Regions from separate parts of the Homo sapiens genome. Here region 1 is linked to region 2. A link is a loop called in an ENCODE intact Hi-C map of the cell type or tissue named here. Cell type or tissue: mammary epithelial cell. All regions are shown on one strand. Each heading gives the region's core, and the rest is flanking DNA. Links, peaks and the distances in the headings are about the cores only.

The links. Peaks named below come from ENCODE experiments on the same cell type or tissue, not always from the same donor. Only the 100,000 strongest peaks of a DNase experiment are listed, where the experiment ranks them.
Region 1: a loop joins it to region 2, with 18 times the contacts of the local background. A loop is called at or near these places in 5 of 110 quality-filtered maps.

What each region holds. Positions count from the first base shown.
Region 1 is chr10:84,204,460-84,207,310 of GRCh38, forward strand. It overlaps CDHR1 (cadherin related family member 1), which reads left to right. Exons shown (of 17, transcript NM_033100.4): 9 at 68-146; 10 at 1,368-1,468. Among named protein-coding and RNA genes, the nearest start is that of CDHR1, 11 kb to the left of the region's middle. In mammary epithelial cell, for the core only: a CTCF peak has its summit at 1,319; no DNase peak of the experiment used is centred there.
Region 2 is chr10:84,058,520-84,061,434 of GRCh38, forward strand. No RefSeq gene overlaps it. Among named protein-coding and RNA genes, the nearest start is that of GHITM, 80 kb to the right of the region's middle. In mammary epithelial cell, for the core only: a CTCF peak has its summit at 1,202 (motif pointing right); no DNase peak of the experiment used is centred there.

The DNA.
Region 1 (2,851 bases), core at 1-2,500, 150 kb after region 2:
ACATTGTTTGGGGAGGGGAGGGTCCCCATATTGCCCATCAGGCAGCGGCTGTTCCTGTTTCCCCGAGGGCTCGGAGGTACTGAAGGTGGTCGCCATGGATGGAGACCGGGGCAAACCCAATCGAATTCTCTACAGCCTTGTAAATGGTGAGTCTGAGCAGCTTTGGGGGCTGCAGCTTTGACTCTCTAGGTGACCAGAGCAAGGTTCCTCAACCTCTCTAGATTCCAGCTCCCTCACCTGTAGGACCAGGATTACAAGATGTATGGAGAGGAAGGGCTGTGTCCAAGACAAGCAAGTCTCTGGGTTGTGTGCTTCGGTCCCTGCCTGTCATGATATCCAACAGCCAAGAGAGCATGGGGCAGGGGCGCTGAGAGCAACACGGAGGTGCTAACCCATGCTCCTCTCCCCCTGGGTATTTGCTCCTTGATGGGAATGCGTGGCAACATTTCTCACACTTTTTAAGTGGCTATGTATTTTCCTCATTCTTTTTAATTGTTATCCCACAGCATATAGATGAATTAAATGAATCAAATGCATTGGTGATATGGCATCTCCCTAGTGCTAGCCCTATATATGGACAAGAAAACTGAAGTTCAGAGAAGCTGAGTAGGCATCCCAAGTTTCCATCATTGTATTTGAACCTGAGCCTGCTAGCTCCACAGTCTGTGCTCTTCCCACAGCTGGGCAGCAACTGAGCCAGATGAGCTGTCCCTGGGCCAGGCCAGGGCATCGCATCTGGTGCCTGGTACCAGAAGTGTGCATGTCTATATGCCCCGGCCTTTCTCTAGGACATGCCTGTGCATACTCACTTTCCAGCAGCTCACATGTGGGCTGCCAGCCTCCTTTCCCCAGCCTCACAGGACCTCAGCTGCCTTCCTTCCCATCACCACTGCAAACCTTTACCCAGTCCTTGAGCACCCACCCCATCTCCTGCCTGTCCCACTCCACACCCTCCCTCTCCTCTCTTTATTCCCTCCCTCCTGTCCCTTCTTTCCCCCCTCCCCTTCCATGTCCGTCTCTCACTGTATGTCCTCCTGCTTCCTTTCTCTTTTCTTCACACACACACACACACACACACACACACACGTGCACACATGCACATATAGTATTATGCATAAGAAAAGGGACACAGTATGGAATGTGGGAGCTGGACAGAAGTGAGTTCAAGTCCCAGATCTGCACTAACTGTGTAGCCTTAGACAAGTTACTTAGCCCCTCTGAGACTGTTTCCATGTTGACAAGACACAGATGACAGGATTCCATTCTATGAAGACTTCCCTAGGCAATGCAGGACGATCCTGTGGCACGACTCCCCTGCGCCTCCCTGTGGTCCTGTGCAGAACTTCAGGGTGCATCTCCCTTGACAGGGAACGATGGAGCCTTTGAAATTAATGAGACATCTGGAGCCATCTCCATCACTCAGAGCCCGGCCCAGCTCCAGAGAGAGGTGTATGAGCTGCATGTACAGGTACCCTCCCTCTAGCTTTGTCTTCCCTGCCCACCTTTGGCCCTGGAAGTCTATAAAGGTGAAGACACCCAGGCCCTTTTTCCTGGGGCCCATAGTCTGGGGAGGGGGCTAGATGTTGTTCTAAAGAGCACCTGCACCAGACATGAATTCACAAACAGGGAGTCACAGAAAGGCAAGAGGAGGTGCAACTGAAGCAGCAATGCCTGAGCATGGGTGGGATCCTGCAGGTGCATGCTGCCAGAGGCGGGCATTGGGTGGGTGGGGGTGGAGTGAAAGCATTCCAAGACAGGAAAGTGCAGCAAGCCCAGGCTGGAGGGGAGAGAACTGATATATTGGGGGAACAACAAGGAGTCAGTTGAGGCCAGAGCAGAGAAAGATGGGCAGCCTGGAGAAGGAGGAAACGTTGGACTCCCAGGCTGGGGCCAGAGGAGCAAAGGTCCTGAATGGGAGGTATGGATCTGTCGCTAGAGCCGGGCATGTGACCTGTGAAGTCACACAAGGACTATACTTAGGAGGATCCCACACTAAGCTTAATGCTCGCTGTTTGCTGTCTTGGAATTCTTAATAATTTCACCAAGGGATCCCATATTTTTATTTTTCGCTGGGCCTGCAAATTATGTAGCTGGTCCTACCCAAGAGCAGTAAGGAGCCATTGGAAGGTTTTCAGCAGGATTACAGCCACTTGAAAAGTTCACCTGGCTGCTCACCAGACCAGTGGAGTTCCCAAATTTGGAGATTTGGGCCAACCAAGATTTTCAGGATCCACTCCCGGGCATAGGAATTCAGTGTGTTTGGGGCAAACCCAGGAATCTGCGTATTATAAGCACCCAGGTAATTCTGGTACCAGTCCCAGCCAGAATTTGAGAACTCTGGTCTCAACTTGGGTTCAGAGGGAACTAGATGAGAGGTAGAGCCATCGGCCAAAGTAACAGAGGAAGACAGCCTGTGGGGCTGAGGGTAGGTGGGATGGAAGAAAGGGACAAAATGAAAAGTATGCATGAGGCAGATTGCACAGAATGAGGAAATTGCCTGATCTTGAGGGAAAGGGATGGGAGAGGGATAGATGAAGCCCAGGTGGTCCCGTGCCGTCAGGAGTACAGGACAGCAGGCAAGTGAAGTAGGTGAGGAAGGATGCATTTGAAGGCTCGAGGGACATGCAAGTTCAAACATCAAAACTTGGGCATACAGGTTTGGAATTGTGGGAGAGAATGTCAACCTACAGGTAGCTGTGGAAGGCATGGGAGGGAATAAAAGCACCCAGAGGAAGAAGAAGAGAGAGGACAATTGGCCAAGCACAGCTGCGGGAGCTGTGTGAAGAGGCTGAGAGTGAGGAGGAGGAGAGGGGCAGGTAAAGGAAACCCAGGAGGGATCAGAGAGGTTGAG
Region 2 (2,915 bases), core at 225-2,724:
ATGTCTCTCTGTTTACCAGCCCAAGATTAGCAAAGGGATCTCCAGAGTCCACAAAGTAATACTGTGGGTAACCCAGAGCCATTAATGCTCACATTCTTTCCTTGAGACCCTTGGGAAATGCATTCATTAATTCACCAGAAATGAATTGAGCCTTCCCTATGTGCCAGGCACTGTTCTAGCTGCAGTCTATAAACCAGACCAAACCCTTGCATTCCTAAAGCTTACATTCTAGGGCAGGAACACAGACAATAAGGAACATAGATCAATATATACTGTGTGTGATAAGTACCTACTGCAGATGCTGTGGGTGCTGCAACCATATCCCTAGGGCACCCACCATCCAGGACAAACTGAGTGCTTTCTCTGGCTGTGGCAGGCTAGGTCTCAGTAACTCAAGCCTCCATAACAACTGTTTCAGTACTGAGTGGTTAAGTTGAATATTAAAAGCCAGTGCCCTTATACAAAGGCTGGGATGTAACAAAAGCCCACCAAGAGTTTTGCCTAGGCCTTTCCTGGGACTTAATGCAGGAAAAAATAACAAAGGAATTCTTAACAGGACCATCTAGGATTACGTTTTATTGTGGGTCTGAATAAACTCCCCAGGCCTCCACAAACAAGGTTATTGAGGACCTGAAGGAACTCCCTAAACCTCCGTGATTTAGCAGGAGACGAGATAAGGGTAATCACCCCAGCACCTGATCCCATTTAGATTAAGTAAATTTACAGAAGCTCCAGAGGAAATTCTTCAGGACTCAGACCTTAGCTATAGATTAAAATAAGTTAATCACTAATGTCTTTAGATGAATGCACATTTACATTTAGACATATAGCTTAGAAGATATATAAACTCTGAAAAACTGTAATTTTGAGTTGGTCTGGCAATAATTTCCAGGCCTTCTCCCCGTACCTGGTTGCAGAAATAAAAACTCTTCCTCCCCAGTTCATCTACATCTCATTATTGGGCCATGAGAAATAGCAGCCCAACCCTCAGTTTGGTCCAGGAACTTGGCCATGAGAGTATAACAGGCCATTGCAGAGCAGGGCCAGAGTGCTAATGAATTCATGCCCTAGAAGAGACCCTCAGTCAGGGAGGAACAGAAGTTGGTATATTTGCCTCTCACCTCCAAATCCACCTTCACTGGCCTCCTGGAAAGGGAGGACATTTCCCCCTTCTCAGCTGGCAAAATGCTAGATTTTGTCAGTAGAGGGCACTGAGAACCCCTAAAGAGGAGTAGGCATCTCCTCCTGGTTCCAACCTATCTTCTCTGCTTGCGTATCTGGGCAGGAGCTAGCAGGCAGGGGCACCAGGGATACCCACACTACCACATCGACCCTGTGAATTTCAGTAGCACCAATCTCACGAGTAGCTCCTTAGTAGATTCTGCAACAAGATGCAATCCTGGGAACATCTTGCCCCAGCACCCTAGAGGGCTCGAGTCTTAGTGAGTCCCACAGGAGAAACACCTTAAAAAGCTTCTCTTCAACTCAGTGGGCCATGACCCACGGCGCTCTTCAATTAGATCTGGATTTCTGCTCTAAAGAAGGACCTCTTCAAGATTTGTTCCTTCTTTGATATTCTGCCACCATCTTAGAAGCAATGGCTGAGCTGTTTCCCTTATCCGTTGTTTCTGCATTCTTCATAGTTTTCTCTCTCCTAGTGGGTAATGTCCTCATGTGCCAAAAGATACCTGGGATTTGTTTTAGTCAAGCATGATAAGACATGCAGACATGAAAATGATTGTCATGAAGGAAGAAGTTTATATTCATATATCCCTACAAACAGGAGGCACAGCATGACACCAAGGAAAGCACCAGGATTGGCAGAGGGGAGAGAAGAGAGCCCTCTATTAAGATTTTCACAGGAAGGAATGGGTAAGGCAGAATAGGTATGCTGAATAAGCTTAGGATTGGGTAGTTTGAAAATTTCAAAGTGCTTTGCTATTTACGGGTGGTCCCTGGTTGTCCAAAACCTCTCTCTAGGGTGATTTTTGTTTTTTTGTTTTGTTTTTTGAGATGGAGTTTCGCTCTTGTTGTCCAGGCTAGAGTGCAATGGTGCAATCTCAGCTCACTGCAACCTCCACCTCCCGTGTTCAAGCGATTCTCCTGCCTCAGCCTCCCAAGTAGCTGGGATTACAAGTGCCTGCCACCATGCCTAATTTTTTGTATTTTTATTAGAGACAGGGCTTCACCATGTTGGCCAGGCTGGCCTCAAACTCCTGACCTCAGGTAGTCCACCCGCCTCAGCCTTCCAAAATGCTGGGATTACAGGCATAAGCCACCGCACCCGGCCTCTAGGGTGATTTTTATGCCATAGGTAATATTGGCTTGATTGATTGATAAAGGAGATGGTTGGCAATGCAGCTCTGGATTGGTGGTTTGTATATCAATGATATGCTCACAGAGGAGTCATTGGCCATCTCTAGGAATTAGCTAGCCCTGGGAGGGGCAGTCTTTCCAGGATCAAGGCTACAAGTGCTGGAGCATGAAGAATACAGAAAATAAGAAAATACAGTCAATCAACTTGATATAAATAACATAAAGTTAATAATTCTTTATATTAAATTTTCCCTGTTCAAATTACTCTCTGGATTCTGTCTCCTGACTGGTTTGTGATATATAATGTTGTCTTTAATATGTACTTATAAGTATGTGTAATCACTTACATATAAGTGATTATTTCCTTCTTTAATTCCAATCTCAAAATATTAGGGGCATACCCTGCAAGCATCCCAAACTTCTCTAGATTATCTTCAAGAATCTGAAAATATGTATCCAGAAGCCAGAAAATGATCACATCTTTTTTCTGACAATCTACTTTTAAGAATCTATAATCTGAAATAATCTGGAGATTGAACAATACTTGGGGCAAGAGATGCTGATCACAGAATTATTTATCTTAGCTTCTCACCCTTCTT